Regions from separate parts of the Homo sapiens genome. Here region 2 is linked to region 1. A link is a contact called in ENCODE Hi-C or POLR2A ChIA-PET data. All regions are on one chromosome and are shown on one strand. The core of a region is the stretch at or near the end of the contact, and the rest is flanking DNA. Distances in the headings are between cores, read along the strand shown.

Region 1 (7,728 bases), core at 1,795-4,294:
CTGTGTATAGTTACTATGTTGTTATTTTTTTTTCTTGCAACTGATAAGAGGTCTATATTGAGATATACTGCCCCTCATTAAAATTTATCTCCTACATTGAGCAAAAGAATTCTCAAATTGTTTGCTAAATTTTTTTTTCCAGGAACACAAGTCCACTTTATTTACCTTTCATTAGTTTAAATCTTTAAGGGGTTACAGCATCTATGTCCAATGGCCTTAGCAGAAGGATCGCTTTGGAATTTGGCAAAAACCATGCCAATGTTTCCTTGGGCCCAAGTTACCTTTCTCTAGAATACTCTGATTTTGTTTGGTTTGCTGCCAGGAGTCACTTGTTGTTCTTTGCTTTGTGTGCGTAAGCACATTTATTGCCCAAATAGAATTCAGTTTCATCTTGGGCATAAACACCTTCAGTTTTAAGAAGATTTGTGTGCTCCCTTTGGTTCCAGAGACCCTGCTTATAGCGCAAAAATGGCCTTGGATGACAGCCTTCCAGAAATACTTGCCTTTTAGAAGTCATGTTCCAAGCAGGCCTCGACAGGCTTCATGATGGCAGGAAGAGCTGGATTATTTTTAATTGCAAATCCCATTTCACATTTTCATTCTCTTGATTTTAGTTCCATCAGTGACTTTTAAGGTCCATAAAATCAGTAACTGCTGTTATTATAAGCCATTCTTTATATGTAAACCAATCTTGATTGGTTTATATATAGATGGTATATATCTAAATACATATAGGCTGGACGCAGTGGCTCACACCTGTAATCCCAGCACTTTGGGAGGCCAAGGTGGGAGGATTACTTGAACCTACTAGTTCAAGACCAGCCTGAGCAGAATGGCAAGACTCCGTCTTTACAAAAATAAGAAAAAGCATGGTGGCATGCACCTGCAGTCCTAGCTACTCAAGAGGCTGAGGGAAGAGGATCACTTGAGACTGGGAGGTCGATGCTGTGGTGAGCTGTACTCACATTGTTGCACTCCAACCCAGCCGACAGAGCAAGACTGTGTCTCAAAAGAATACATGCATCCATACAGATGATGTATATTTAAAAGAGCTAATGGAACAATTGCTCTGTTATTTATACATTCTTGTTTTTGTATGGGGAGAATCTGAATGGAAAAGAGAATAGTTGTGTATTAATACCAGAAGCATGAGATGATTTGAAGACAAAGGCAGTGTAAAAGAAGGTTCAGCAACAAGAATGAGAGGAAAACAGCTCAATGAGTCAATTTCCTGGAAAGAAATAGAAGACTAATTTAAGAGGTTGAGCGTAGTGTTCAGTAATAGTTGTAATGAACATTAGTAATCAGAAAAGGATAATGAGGAATCATTGTTGATCAGTTGTCTCTAAGAACAGCAACTCCTAAATGAACAGAAAGACTAAACTTTGTTTTGCTGGAGATAGGAATTTTTTTTTAAACCATTCAACCTGAGAGTTACAGTGTACTATTTATATTTGCTTGTTTTGTTGAAGTCAGTTTAGTTTCCTTCAGTTTTTAGAATGTGAGAAGTGAGATTTTATTTTGTCATTTTTCCTTAATACAGTTTCCTAAAAATTTTACCTTTGCATCCTAATAAGTGTTCTTTACTGCTTTGGATATTTTTGGCATAAAGAACAAAATTAATTCATACTCTGGTTATATTACTTTGTGGGTTTTTTCTCTTTAATTTTATTTTTATTTCAAAGGACCCTTTCTCTGAATTTTTCCCAAGAAATTGAAAAATCCATGGGACAAGCTTCATATCACCTTGTATATTATTGGAAGTACTAAACAAAATGGACCTGAGAAACATAGCCCCTACCTCAAATTCATATCATTTCTGTCACTTGTTTTGTTTTCCATTTTTAATGCATAAAATAGCAATAACAGTAACCAGCCATAATGGATAGGTGTAAGAATCATAAGTCATTTTGATAACGATCTGCTATCCAGTATGCATTGCTGAATTTTTAGTCATAGAAAGATAATGCTAGGTATTATTTCAGCTTTCTAATATGGACATAATTCATATTATTTCTAAAGTAATTGTTGATGTGAAATGAAACTGCTTTAATATCAAAGGAGAGTTGTATACAATTATATAACTTGATATTTTAGGAATATTATCAGGCTATTAGTAATATTAATAAAAGTCAGAATTAGAAAGCTTAAGCAACTAGCTTAAAGTTAATGAAAGAAAGTTAATGACTGAACAATATATAATATAAACAATTTATATCCGATTCTTTAAATTCTTGAAAAATGACGTTAAAAAATTCTCCATTTTTGTTCTAAAAGATTCAAACTGATACAGATATATATAGGGCGAAACATCGCCTCTTTTACTCTCCCCAATTTTTCTTGCAAAGATAACCTATGTCAGTAAGTTGGTATGCAGCTTCTTAACATCTTATAACCCAACACAACCAATTAGTGCGTTACTACTAATTAGTAGCTTACTACCAATTAGTACCTCACGTATTAAGTAGTACTCAGTATTTTTTGCAACCAAAAATATTTTGAAAATTTTAAAAAGAGCACTGGAGGATAATATAACAACATTTATGTTCATTCTAAATTTTTTCCCCTATTTTTATTAAAGGAATAAAGCATAAAGTTTAAGTCTTCAATGCGTATTTAACACAACATAAATATTTTATTCATTAAAAAGTTTACAAAAAATTGTATTACTCGATATACATCTTATTTGAACTAGCCTTTTCCATTCAGTAGCTATGTTGTTTGATAGCTAGAGTCTGTTGATTGATATTTGGGTTCTGAATAACTAATGTTTTCAAGTATCCTTTAAAAACTATTATTTTTATATTATAGGAGATATTTCAATGTGTATATTAGGAAAACTCTAACTGCATTCTGAAAAAATAAGTTCCTGAGATTTCCGTTCAGCAATACTTTTGAAACACAGATAAAATTACTTCCTGTCTCTTAGCTTCCTGTATCCATGGCAACCTCTGTTTTACACATTGACTGTAAAGGAACCAATGTGAAGAGTGGTGTTTCCTGAGCAAACGGTGACTTAAAAAAAAAAAAAAAAAAGTGGTGGGGTGGAGGTCAGCAGTGCCACAGAACAAACTGGAGTTAAGAAATGTCGTTCTTCAGATTTAAAAAGAAAACCTTTACTGAATCAGCTGAGTGTTAATAATACGAATTTCCTTTTCTTGGTAAGATTATTTACTTAAATATGAACTTCTAGCTGACATGAAAAATAGTTCTGTGAAAAACTGTAATTTAGAATTTAATTGTTCTGTAGTGAATTTGTATTTTCATAAATTATAATGTTATTTGATATTAGACTTTATGTTGTTAAAGGGACATATTAAATTCAAAGATTCTCATTCCTACATCATTTGTCACCTGTGTTGTAATCAATTGTAATTTTTAAGTTAACTTAGCAAATGTTTCATTAATCTGAACTATTTTGTCAAATAGTGGGTTAATGGCCTGATCATGTTAATAATTCTAGAACGTATTCCATACTCATTATTTTTTGCTATTACCATGGTATGATTTATGATAGTATTATTGGCTGATCCTAATTAAAATAGAATACAGAAGTTATAGTATTATAAAAAAAATTCATTTGATGAAGTTTTCGTGATTTAAAGCTTTACCTTCTCTTTTTATAGCCAATTCTGATCTGAACAGAAAATCCAAGAACAGGGATATGTGTGGATTACAGTTTTCTCTGCCTTGCCTACGACTGTTTCTGGTTGTTACCTGTTATCTTTTATTATTACTCCACAAAGAAATACTTGGATGTTCGTCTGTTTGTCAGCTCTGCACTGGGAGACAAATTAACTGCCGTAACTTAGGCCTTTCGAGTATTCCTAAGAATTTTCCTGAAAGTACAGTTTTTCTGTATCTGACTGGGAATAATATATCTTATATAAATGAAAGTGAATTAACAGGACTTCATTCTCTTGTAGCATTGTATTTGGATAATTCTAACATTCTGTATGTATATCCAAAAGCCTTTGTTCAATTGAGGCATCTATATTTTCTATTTCTAAATAATAATTTCATCAAACGCTTAGATCCTGGAATATTTAAGGGACTTTTAAATCTTCGTAATTTATATTTACAGTATAATCAGGTATCTTTTGTTCCGAGAGGAGTATTTAATGATCTAGTTTCAGTTCAGTACTTAAATCTACAAAGGAATCGCCTCACTGTCCTTGGGAGTGGTACCTTTGTTGGTATGGTTGCTCTTCGGATACTTGATTTATCAAACAATAACATTTTGAGGATATCAGAATCAGGCTTTCAACATCTTGAAAACCTTGCTTGTTTGTATTTAGGAAGTAATAATTTAACAAAAGTACCATCAAATGCCTTTGAAGTACTTAAAAGTCTTAGAAGACTTTCTTTGTCTCATAATCCTATTGAAGCAATACAGCCCTTTGCATTTAAAGGACTTGCCAATCTGGAATACCTCCTCCTGAAAAATTCAAGAATTAGGAATGTTACTAGGGATGGGTTTAGTGGAATTAATAATCTTAAACATTTGATCTTAAGTCATAATGATTTAGAGAATTTAAATTCTGACACATTCAGTTTGTTAAAGAATTTAATTTACCTTAAGTTAGATAGAAACAGAATAATTAGCATTGATAATGATACATTTGAAAATATGGGAGCATCTTTGAAGATCCTTAATCTGTCATTTAATAATCTTACAGCCTTGCATCCAAGGGTCCTTAAGCCGTTGTCTTCATTGATTCATCTTCAGGCAAATTCTAATCCTTGGGAATGTAACTGCAAACTTTTGGGCCTTCGAGACTGGCTAGCATCTTCAGCCATTACTCTAAACATCTATTGTCAGAATCCCCCATCCATGCGTGGCAGAGCATTACGTTATATTAACATTACAAATTGTGTTACATCTTCAATAAATGTATCCAGAGCTTGGGCTGTTGTAAAATCTCCTCATATTCATCACAAGACTACTGCGCTAATGATGGCCTGGCATAAAGTAACCACAAATGGCAGTCCTCTGGAAAATACTGAGACTGAGAACATTACTTTCTGGGAACGAATTCCTACTTCACCTGCTGGTAGATTTTTTCAAGAGAATGCCTTTGGTAATCCATTAGAGACTACAGCAGTGTTACCTGTGCAAATACAACTTACTACTTCTGTTACCTTGAACTTGGAAAAAAACAGTGCTCTACCGAATGATGCTGCTTCAATGTCAGGGAAAACATCTCTAATTTGTACACAAGAAGTTGAGAAGTTGAATGAGGCTTTTGACATTTTGCTAGCTTTTTTCATCTTAGCTTGTGTTTTAATCATTTTTTTGATCTACAAAGTTGTTCAGTTTAAACAAAAACTAAAGGCATCAGAAAACTCAAGGGAAAATAGACTTGAATACTACAGCTTTTATCAGTCAGCAAGGTATAATGTAACTGCCTCAATTTGTAACACTTCCCCAAATTCTCTAGAAAGTCCTGGCTTGGAGCAGATTCGACTTCATAAACAAATTGTTCCTGAAAATGAGGCACAGGTCATTCTTTTTGAACATTCTGCTTTATAACTCAACTAAATATTGTCTATAAGAAACTTCAGTGCCATGGACATGATTTAAACTGAAACCTCCTTATATAATTATATACTTTAGTTGGAAATATAATGAATTATATGAGGTTAGCATTATTAAAATATGTTTTTAATAATTTGTGAACAGTGTATTCATTTAGCAAATATTTTCTTTGATATATACTGTATTAAGTAATAATAGCTAACATTTCTGTGTATCAAGCACTGTGCCAAATATTTCACATTTCACATTTAATCTGTGAATAGTCTTGAAAGGTGGCACTATTTATACTTTACAGGTGAGGAAACTTAAAGTTTAAGTAACTATGCCAAATTCTCACAGCTTGTAACACTTTTTGGGCCTCTCTGACTAGAGTTCATGCTTTCAGTTTTATACTATATTGCTGCTTTGGTTCTAGGATTGTGATATGAAAAAAATAGACGTGGTTCTTATTCTAGGTAGAGCTTGAAATTTAGAGGAGGAGATATATGGTTACTGCACAGTGCGATGATAAGTACTGTACTTGGAGATGCTGTTGAGTATAACATTTGTGGAGGTGAGAGATGGCTTTATGAAGAAAGTGACATCAAAACTGGATCACGAAGAATAAATAGAAATTAGCCCAGTGAAGAGAGCTGAGTAACATCGTGTCAGAGGGGTTAACAGAAGAAAACCTGCTGCTTTTCAGGAACTAAAATTCAGTACAGCTGGTGTCGTGAATGATGGTGTGCGATTTAAAGCCCGAAAGAGAGATCAGGTGATGAAAGCTTTATAGTTACATGCTTTATCTTGAGGGCAACAGAGAGCCATTGAAGGATTTTTAAGCAGTAGAGTGAAATGATTAGATTTACCCTTTAGAAATTTCCCTCTTTCTGGAAGGAACAATAAAACCGGAGCCAGAATTAGGTGAGTAGGAATCTGAATTGCTAATCCAGGGGAAAGATGCTAGAGGCCTGGGCCAGGATACTGGCAAAAAGGATGGATGGATCCAGAGGTACTTTGAAAGTAAAATGAACTGCCTTGGTGATTGGTTGAGGCGTGGCAGGGGAGGGAGAAGTCAAAGATGTTAGGTTTTTGGCTTAGGCAGTTTTGTGCTGTATTCACTAAGCTAGGGAAAGAAAAGGGGTGGGGCAAAATAATGAGTCAGTTTTAGACAGATTGAATCTGAGGTTCTTATTAGATCTCCACATGGAAATATATATCATGCAGAAATTCAGAAGCGAGGTCTTATGGTAAAGGCCAATATTTCTTAAACTTTCATCTGTCCAGTACACTGGAAATGTATGATGCACCCTTTACAGTAACAATAACCATTTAAGCTGTGGTTTTGGGAGATAGGTAAGTGGGGAAGAATAAGACCTTGTAGAAGTTGAGAGAGTCCCTAGGAGATATTAGTGCCCTTGATTAAGAATCTTTAATATAGATGGTAATTGAAGTCATAGAAGTAATATAATGGTTTTCTTTATTAGCAAAAATTTGTACTTGCAGAATATTTGTACTGCAGAATATTAGGGATTATAGTAAGTGCCTATGCTTGTTGGTTAGTTAATAGTGACCTGAACCACAAATATGTATTTAAAATTTTTTCTTAATATATTTGAGAGAAAATCAGAAAGGAGCTGAAAAGTAATTTTAAGATATATTAGAAATTGCATAAATAAAGCCCCACCAACCCCAAAGGGTTTTCAAACAATGGTTTGCTTTTCCCTGCTTAGCTGAATGCCTTTTTGGGGATTATAATTTCAGCAGAAAATGTGAATATATTTAAATAAACATTATTTTTCCTAAGTAATTTGTTTTGTTATGGAAGAGCAATCTTTTTGTTCACCTTGAGAGACATTTTTAATAATGTATTTTTTTCTTTGTTGTATCCTCCCAACTCCTACAAATCCAATTATGTTTTTTCTTTAATTACTAAAAGTACTTGTTCATTGGGAAAAAATTTAAACAGTGCAGAAATACATAAGGTAGGCTGAAAACTTCTCCATGCCTCCCTTCCTTACCACCTAAACCGTACCCTCTTAAAGATGTTCACAAGCAACACAGCTGGCTATGTGAAGTTCAGGAAAATTTATATAACAAAGTATTTTTATCTTAAAATTCCTAAATTCAAAAAAGGCAGTTCAGAAAATCTATCAAAATTTTTGCTTTTTGAAAGTATAGCTTCTAATTGATTTAGACTCAACTAGAAA
Region 2 (7,728 bases), core at 1,463-3,962, 2.5 Mb after region 1:
AAAGATACTTAATAAGTTGGAACAAAAAAGTTGGCTTAGGAATAACATAAAGTCACCCAGAATATTTCATCCTTAAAGAGATTTAACAAGTATTTCCTGAGCACACCCACCTCCATCTCCTTTTGAAGTAAGAAACACCATTTGCAGTAGAATGCTTCATTTCCTGAGCATCTGCTTTGTGCCAGCCACAGCGCTAGACATGGGCATACGGCAGCTTTACTGCTGCTCAGCTCCTGTGTGCCCATCCTCTCTCCTTGCCCTTCCCCATCCTCATCACTCCCCACGATGACTCGGAATTCACCCTTCACCCACAAGCCTGCCTCCCTTGATAACCTGGTGAAGAGTGATATGGACACAGGAGGTAATCAACAAATACTTGTTGAAGGAGTGAACTTGAGGAGAATCCAAATCTTCAGATCCTCAGGCCTTCAGCTCATGACACATAGAGAAACAGTCACTGGTCCCCTGGGAAGCAGGGTCCTCCAAAGCTGTCCACAACACCACCTGGAAAGGGGAAGAATTCCTTTCTGGGTGAGCCGCACACCGACTTGCACCAGGGGGCAGAGTGAGCAGCACTTTTGGAGTTTGACCTGGAGCCAGGGCCTTTTCAAGGGAGTCCTCCCGGAGTCATTTGAGACCTCCCAGTAAAACAATATGTTTTCTGTGCTTCTCAGCACATTCATGTTTCTAGTCAAAGTGCTATTGGGAAATGTTAACTTTTTCTACCCTTGAAGGAACAGTGGCCGCTGAGAGACGGTGTGACAAAATTGTGCTGAGGGGTCTTCCAGTCTGAAAGGCCAGTTCCAGGAAGCCTACAGTGGGAAGTAAAGGCCAGTTACAGTAATCCCATCATTGGGAGGTATTCTTATTTTTATGTACCAAGAAGACAGTATAATATTTAGAGGACAGTAAACCCCAGACCCACACTGTTCCATTAGACTCTTCCTTACTAGGTCGGAGGCAGCACTCGGGCACTGTAAGCCTAGCTTTATCAAGACATAATTCAGAAATGCAAACGGAAGAAATTTTACTGCAAATGGTATTTCTTACTTCAAAAGCGAGAACTGTTTTCCCTTTTATGGTATCTTAGATATCCATTTTTTGAAAATGTTTTCCCAGCACATTACAAATTACTTCAGAGTTGGGAAATGCTCCTGCTAGGAAGAGGCTGAGTGCTCGGAGGGTTGGTCTCGAGTCCCGATCAAAACATTGTTTATTTGGGCAACTACATTCTTCTGTCAGTAAGGCCTGGGGAGTTTACTATTAATCCCAAATGTAAACCTCTGTTAGAGTTGCTTACAAAAGGCGACTACTATTTAACTCTTATGTTCACAGCACATCTTGTTAATTCCTCCAATAAAGGAGAACTCAGCTCTTGCGTTTGAAATTTCCAATTTTTGGTTAGGTGACCTTAAACTACTTCACCCCTGATCTCTACTCCCATCTTTATTCTTTCTCCACTTACGGTGGGACTTCCCTAGAAAACACCTGAGGTTTACCAATTTTAGAGGGGACCGAGGGAGAGGCAGGAAATGGTGCCTGGTGAGAGCACGCTCCCTTCCTGTCTCAGAGGGTTGCTGTCTGGACGGGAATTGAAGAAGAATCAGAAATACGTACTGAATTAGGATTGCTAGAGTTAATAAAACAAACGCACACGAATTTTTGTGTGGGTCATACTCATGCTCAAAATTTGTCGTTGTCTATCTGATATTCATATGGAACTCAGTGTGCTGTATTTCAGCTGGCAACCCTTTACTGAATGGATAACCCAGATTTGGACGAAACAGTGGCTGGAAGGTGGAGGCCCTCAAAGTCTCAAAGAGAGAGGTCCTCAAGATTTCTTTTCTAGGGCATCCTCTAGTACTCAGGGTAGAAACACAGAGTCTGTGGTGGCCTTGGGGGCAAAGACGAATGTGTCCTCTAAGGCTGGCCCACCATGGGGAGGAATCCGTGTTGAATGGAGACAAAGAGAGGTGTTAGGAAGCAGCACTGGCGTCCTGCTTCCTCTCCCTATGGGTTCCCTCTGCCTTTCTCCCTCGTCTCTCCCGGAGGGCTCTCTCCCCTCCACACGCCTCCTCCCCAAGAAACCAACATAAGATAATTCTCTTCACTTTAGTTCTCCTGTGCCTGGGTGTAGATGGGAATAAAGCGATGAACCTACGGGGCGAGCGGTGGGCAAAGCTTTCTGTGTATTTGCAGCTCAGCAGTCGAGCGTCCACCCCAAGCTGCATAAACTTGGGTGCCCTCGCCTCCGGCAACCCCGGTGCTTCAGTGCTCCCGACCTTTCTCTGCCGCCCCTCGCCTCGGCGGCCGCCGGGAGCGGCTGTGGGGTGCGCCGGTCGCCCCGGGCCCGAGCGGGAGGAGAGTCCCGCCCCGCCGCGCCCCGCCTCCGGGCGCCCCGACGCTGCCGGCGCGGACGCCATTGCTGCGGCCGCTGTTTGTTATTAAACTGCCCAGAGAAAGGGCTTCGAGTAAAAACACCAACTTTCCAGTCGGGGCGGCGCAGGTCCCCGGGCCCTGGAAAGTTCTGGGACGGCCGAGGTCTCCCCGGACACCCGCACCCACGCCCCCGTCGTGCCCTTTCTGGCTTTTGGCTTCCTCTCCTCGATTTCCCTTTTGTGCGGCCCCGGGCAGCTTCCTCAGGCCCCGCCGCCCCCACCTGGCCGCCCTGGGAGCTGTTCCTCCCCCAGCAGCAGGAGCATCCAGCTCGGGTTTTATTACCTCCCGAGACACTCGAGGAAGCCTCAGGTGGGTTTCCATGTCAACCTTCACTGAAATCCAAACATTTGGCGTTCTCAAAGGCAGTTTAACCTCTGCCACCATTTTTTTTTCAAAGCTTAAAAAAAAACCTAGAACTTTCAAAAGCCGCAGGCTTCTGGGGGTTTCTAGTCAGAGGGTGATAACACATCTTGAGACAGGATATGTATAATTTGTTTGGTTTCACGTTTATCCTCACAAAGCTAAACAGTAATGACTGAGAGCTATGAAAACACTTAGGTAAGGAGAGGGGCTAGAGCAGAGATAAAAGGGATAATTGGAAACAGAGGCGAAGCCTCCAAGTTGCACCTTGTTGAATACTGTCACAGCCGGGCAGGCCGGGGAGCTCATGGCAGGATGCGGCATCTCTTAATTCTGGGCACTCCGCAGCCTCTCCTCTTCCAAGGTTTACTTACGCAAGCTTAGCTGCAATTTTCCACAGATACTCGTCCTGGTTCCGGGCCACCTTCCCCAGTAAGAGACCTCCTGAGGCGGGAGCTGGGGGTTGAACATGTGGTGAACACAGGTTCCAAGCTTTGGAACAGGCCACCTGGAAATGGGAGATAACCTGTTGAGATAAGGGATTTACTGAGGCCAGGGCGCACTGTAGGGAGCGGGGAGCAGAAGGAGTGCGGCTCCACATGTCCAGTCGTGGGATGCAACTGGGAGGTAATATATGAGTCTAGTGAGACCACACGGGGAATACTATGTTCCTCATTGCCTCCCAAGGAAGATGCACATAATGAGCTGGCTGCCTTTCAGAGAAGAGCAATTAGGATGCTTAAGGGGCCACAGGGAGTGACTTAGGGGGAGAGATTAAAAGAATTAAGTATGTATACCTTGGCTGAGCTCAAAGCACAGGGAATGTGGAAACTCTATAAGCATCCTCCGAATATAAACATAAGGAGAAGTGGAATTGTTTCTCATGGTCCCTGAGGGATGGAACTGGAAGTAATAGGGTAGAAGAAAAGAAAACTTAACTACCTGCTAGAGAAAGCTGCTGAGCAGTCCCAGATACCAAAAGTGTCAGAGTCACACCTAATATTTTTAGAAATAAAGTCAACAAAGGAAGACACGACATGATAGGAGAAAAATACGTTTAGATAACAGGGACTGGTCTCACAGGGATGCTTTGAAGGGGTAAGAAAATAACACAAGTCAGTTTCTTTTAGGGAGTATCTGAAACCTTTGAAGGCTGCCTACTAACTAAAGTTTATTACCAGGTGTTTTTGCCTGGCATTCAAAGCCCTCTCCATCTGGCCAAGCTTACCCTCCTAAAATAATCTGTCATCAGTCCCCAACATAAGCACATCTCCTGAGTGCTCCTGGTGTAGTTCCTCCTTTGCGCGTGAAATTCCTCCAACCTGAAATTCCTCTAACCCGAATTTCCTCTCTCCAATCCCAGTGTCCAGCTATTCAAGTCTTACCCACTTTTTAGGGTCTACTTATATCCTACTTCCCCTGGCTACCCCAATCCATAATGCTCCTGCTGTCTTCCTCCTCCTAGAACTCATGTTGGTACCTGTCATACATTACTTGCATTGTTAGCTGATGTATTCTGATCTTATCTGGTCTTACAGATTGTGAGCTTCTTAGAAACTAGAGGGCATGTCCTCTCCCTTCCACTTCCCATCACTTTTTAATTCTCCGTGCTAGCTTTCATAACCATTATGAACCATAATTCACACAATAATAGGATTCTTTCCTGGTTTCTTCCTCTCTCTTGCTACTTCTTAGTTTTCTCTGATCTTCCTTTGGATGTTGGTGCCCCCAGAGTTCCTCCTCTTTTCTCACTCTCCATTCTTCCTGGAAGATCACATCCAATCGGGGGCTGCAGTGACCCTGCCAGTGCTGATGATTCCCAAATCTCTGTCCAGCTTGGCTGTTTCTTCTGTGCATCAGGCCCTTATTGGGCATCTCAAATTGGCCGTCCCATGTGCTCTTCAGCACTCCTATGGTACAAATCTGAACTCACTTTCTCTTTCAAACCATCTCTTTCTATTCTTGTGTTTCCTGTCTCAGAGAATGGCTCCCACATCCTCCTATTTGCCCAAGCTAGAAATCTAAGTGTCATCCTTGGCTCATTGCTGCCTTTCCCCCACAATCAGTCAATCACCAAATTCAGTTAATTCTACCACCAGAATATCTGAAGTGCTTTTGTGTCAATTCTATCACCTGAATATCCAGAGTGCTTTTGTGTCTGCCCGGGACTGCCGGCATCTTCCTACAGCCTTCCTGGTAACAGACCTTACTTCCTTGACCATTGGGGTGACCATGTCCCTTAGACAATGCTCTTATCTCTCCAAGGGGAGAGGTACTTTGGCCACAGAATTGAGTCCAGACATTAGCACATGATCCGAGCCCAGCCAATCCCAGCATTTCCTGGGAACTTGTATTCTGAATCTATTCTGAATCAGAGACAAAATGTCTCCTTTAGTTAGAAGCTGTAGAGATGTGATCTCAGAGCCACCAACAGGCCATGTACCCTACCAGGCCTGAAAGATGAACAGCAAACTTTCCAAGATGCACAGAGATGAGGGCAAAAGTAGAAAAGGGGTCCTGGCAGCACTCCATTCCCCCATCCATCCCTTGCTGGCCAGCAGCTCCCTTGTCTTTCTGTGATTCAGTTACTGAAACCAAGAAGTTTCTCATTTTTAATTGAACTTTTTGAGGTGGTTTCTGTCTCCTTGAAACAATTCTGATTAATAAATCAAATCTGTCTCATCCAGGCCACTGAAAGCCTTCTAACTGATTTCTGCAAACAACCTCACACCCTTTTATGCCATTCTCTGGTGCAGCACCATGACCTTTCTAGAACTCAGTCTTATCAAGATACTCCCGACCCAAACACCCAGATTTATTTCCAAGGCTTATGAGGCCCCTCACATCCTCACTCCTGCTTGCTTCTTTTCCCCATCTCTTGCATTCCCTGCTCTAGTATTCCTGAATGTCCTTCAGGTCCTCAGGGGCAGTGCTCTCTCTCCTTTAGGCCTTTGTACATAGTGTTCATTCTGCCTAGTTTCTCTTCTCCAGCTAATTGCAACTTGCCCTTAAAGTCAAAGTGGGAATGTTACATTGTCAGAGAGGCTTCCTCTGACTCCTAATCTGGGTTAGCTATTCTGTATTTCATTGATTACAACACTGCTTTTCACACATCTTAACGTATCTACTTGTGAAATACCTTACCTATCCCCACTAGTCTATAAATCCCTAAGAGCAAGTCCATGTCATAGCATCATAGAACTTAATACTTTGCTGGACATAATGAATTAATGATACCAGCTACCACCTATTCTCAAATGTGTATTTCCCCGTTGGGTTCCACATATATACAGGTGTCCTTCTGTATTTGTGGGGGATTGGTTCCACCACCTCCTGTGGATACCAAAATCTTTAAATGCTCAAGTTTCTAATATAAAATGGTGTACCATTTGAATATAACCCACGTACATCCTCCCATATGCTTTGAATCATCTCTAGATTACTTATAATACCTAATATAATCTAAATGCTATTTAAGTAGTTGTTATACTGTATTGTTTAGAGAATAATGACAAGGAAAAAAGTCTATACATGTTCAGTACAGATGCAATTTTTTTCTAATATTTTCAACCTGTGGTTGGTGAATCCAGGGATGTGGAACCTATGGATACAGAGAGCTGATTATATTTCTGACTGTATCCCAAACTGCTCCTCTTCCTGTGGTCCTTATCCTCCAAGGAGCACAATCTAGAAGCCTAGAGTCACTTTTTTTTTTTTTTTAGACAGTCTTGTTCTGTTGCCCAGGCTGAAGTGCAGTGGTGCCATCTCAGCTCACTGCAACCTCCACCTCCTGGGTTCAAGCAATTCTCCTGCCTCAGCCTCCTGAGTAGCTGGGATTAGAGGCGTGTGCCACCACACCCAGCTAATTTTTGTATTTTTATTAGAGATGGGGCTTCCCCATGTTGGATAGGCTGGTCTCAAACTTCTGACCTCAAATGATCCTCCTGCCTCAGCCTCCCAAAGTGCTAGGTTTAGAGGTGTGAGCCACCACGCCCAACCCTAGAGTTACTTTTTGATGCCTCCTTTCTCTCCTCCAATATCCGTTCGATCAATAACATTTGTCAGTTACACTTCTAGTCTCCATCTATGCCAATCCTGTTGGTATAGAAGTGCTAGCCTCCAAACTTGTTACCTTGATGAACTGCCTCTCACTTTAATCCATTCTGCCCATTCAGCCAGTTATCTTTCTAGAAATGCAAAGCTGACTGCATTCCTTTTCTTAAAGTTCTTAAGTGATATACTCAAGATGGAGTACTCTGTAATGATCTGGCCCCAACTGACATTTTCCAGCTCACCTTCTGCCCCTTCTGGACATGCCCTGACCAAGTTACCTCAATGTTGTGTTCCTGATACAATATCATGTCATTATCTTCCATACTTTTGTCTCTTTGCATATGTAATTCCTTTTGCATAGAATGTGTTTCCCTTGTCAGCCTGGCTGGCTTAAGACAATTGAGATCTAGGAAATTTGCCATAACTTCCTCCGGCAGGTTTGAGGTAGTTTTCTCTTATTTTCCCATACTGGCCAATCTATAGAAATTATGATAATAATGTATTACATGTATACTATACGCTAGTCCCTCTGAGGCTAATTATTAGTCTATGTAGATTGGCATCTCAGTAAAGAAATTGAGCTGAAGAGAGGTTAAGTGACTTCCTGAAGTCTTCATGGTTAATCCCTTTCCAGTGTCAGGTATCAAACCTAGGTCTCATGGCCCAATGGTGCGATCTCGGCTCACCTCAACCTCCGCCTCCCTGGTTCAAGCAATTCTCCTGCCTCAGCCTCCTGAGTAGCTGGGATTACAGGCATGCACTGCCACGCCCAGCTAATTTTGTATTTTTAGTAGAGACAGGGTTTCTCCATGTTGGTCAGGCTGGTCTCCAACTCCTGACCTCAGGTGATCCACCCGCCTCGGCCTCCCAAAGTGC

What was found. Hi-C counts contacts between places; a loop is a spot of excess contacts on that map. ChIA-PET counts read pairs that join two places held with the same protein, here RNA polymerase II (POLR2A).
Region 2: a map of naive thymus-derived CD4-positive, alpha-beta T cell shows a loop between it and region 1 (25-fold over the local background). The contact joins the enhancer-like site here to the promoter of LRRC70 in region 1. A Hi-C loop is called at or near these places in 1 of 168 maps with a recorded cell type or tissue (naive thymus-derived CD4-positive, alpha-beta T cell). POLR2A ChIA-PET finds 5 or more read pairs at or near these places in 1 of 52 experiments (T-cell).

Annotation. Positions count from the first base shown.
Region 1 is chr5:62,575,775-62,583,502 of GRCh38, forward strand. LRRC70 (leucine rich repeat containing 70) reads left to right here and starts at 3,045. Exons shown (of 2, transcript NM_181506.5): 1 at 3,045-3,161; 2 at 3,627-5,672. The coding sequence starts at 3,665. The coding sequence ends at 5,533. The region is part of intron 27 of IPO11 (importin 11); the gene reads left to right. It overlaps IPO11-LRRC70 (IPO11-LRRC70 readthrough), which reads left to right and starts at 2,961. Exons shown (of 4, transcript NR_073584.1): 1 at 2,961-3,161. It also overlaps the pseudogene RPL35AP14.
Region 2 is chr5:65,100,724-65,108,451 of GRCh38, forward strand. No RefSeq gene overlaps it. Among named protein-coding and RNA genes, the nearest start is that of CWC27, 340 kb to the left of the region's middle. RefSeq lists enhancers at 1,766-2,266, 2,267-2,767 and a silencer at 2,249-2,538. Within about 2 kb of position 2,713, at least 30 of the 41 ENCODE cell types and tissues checked have a DNase peak (open chromatin) inside an H3K27ac peak, as active enhancers do.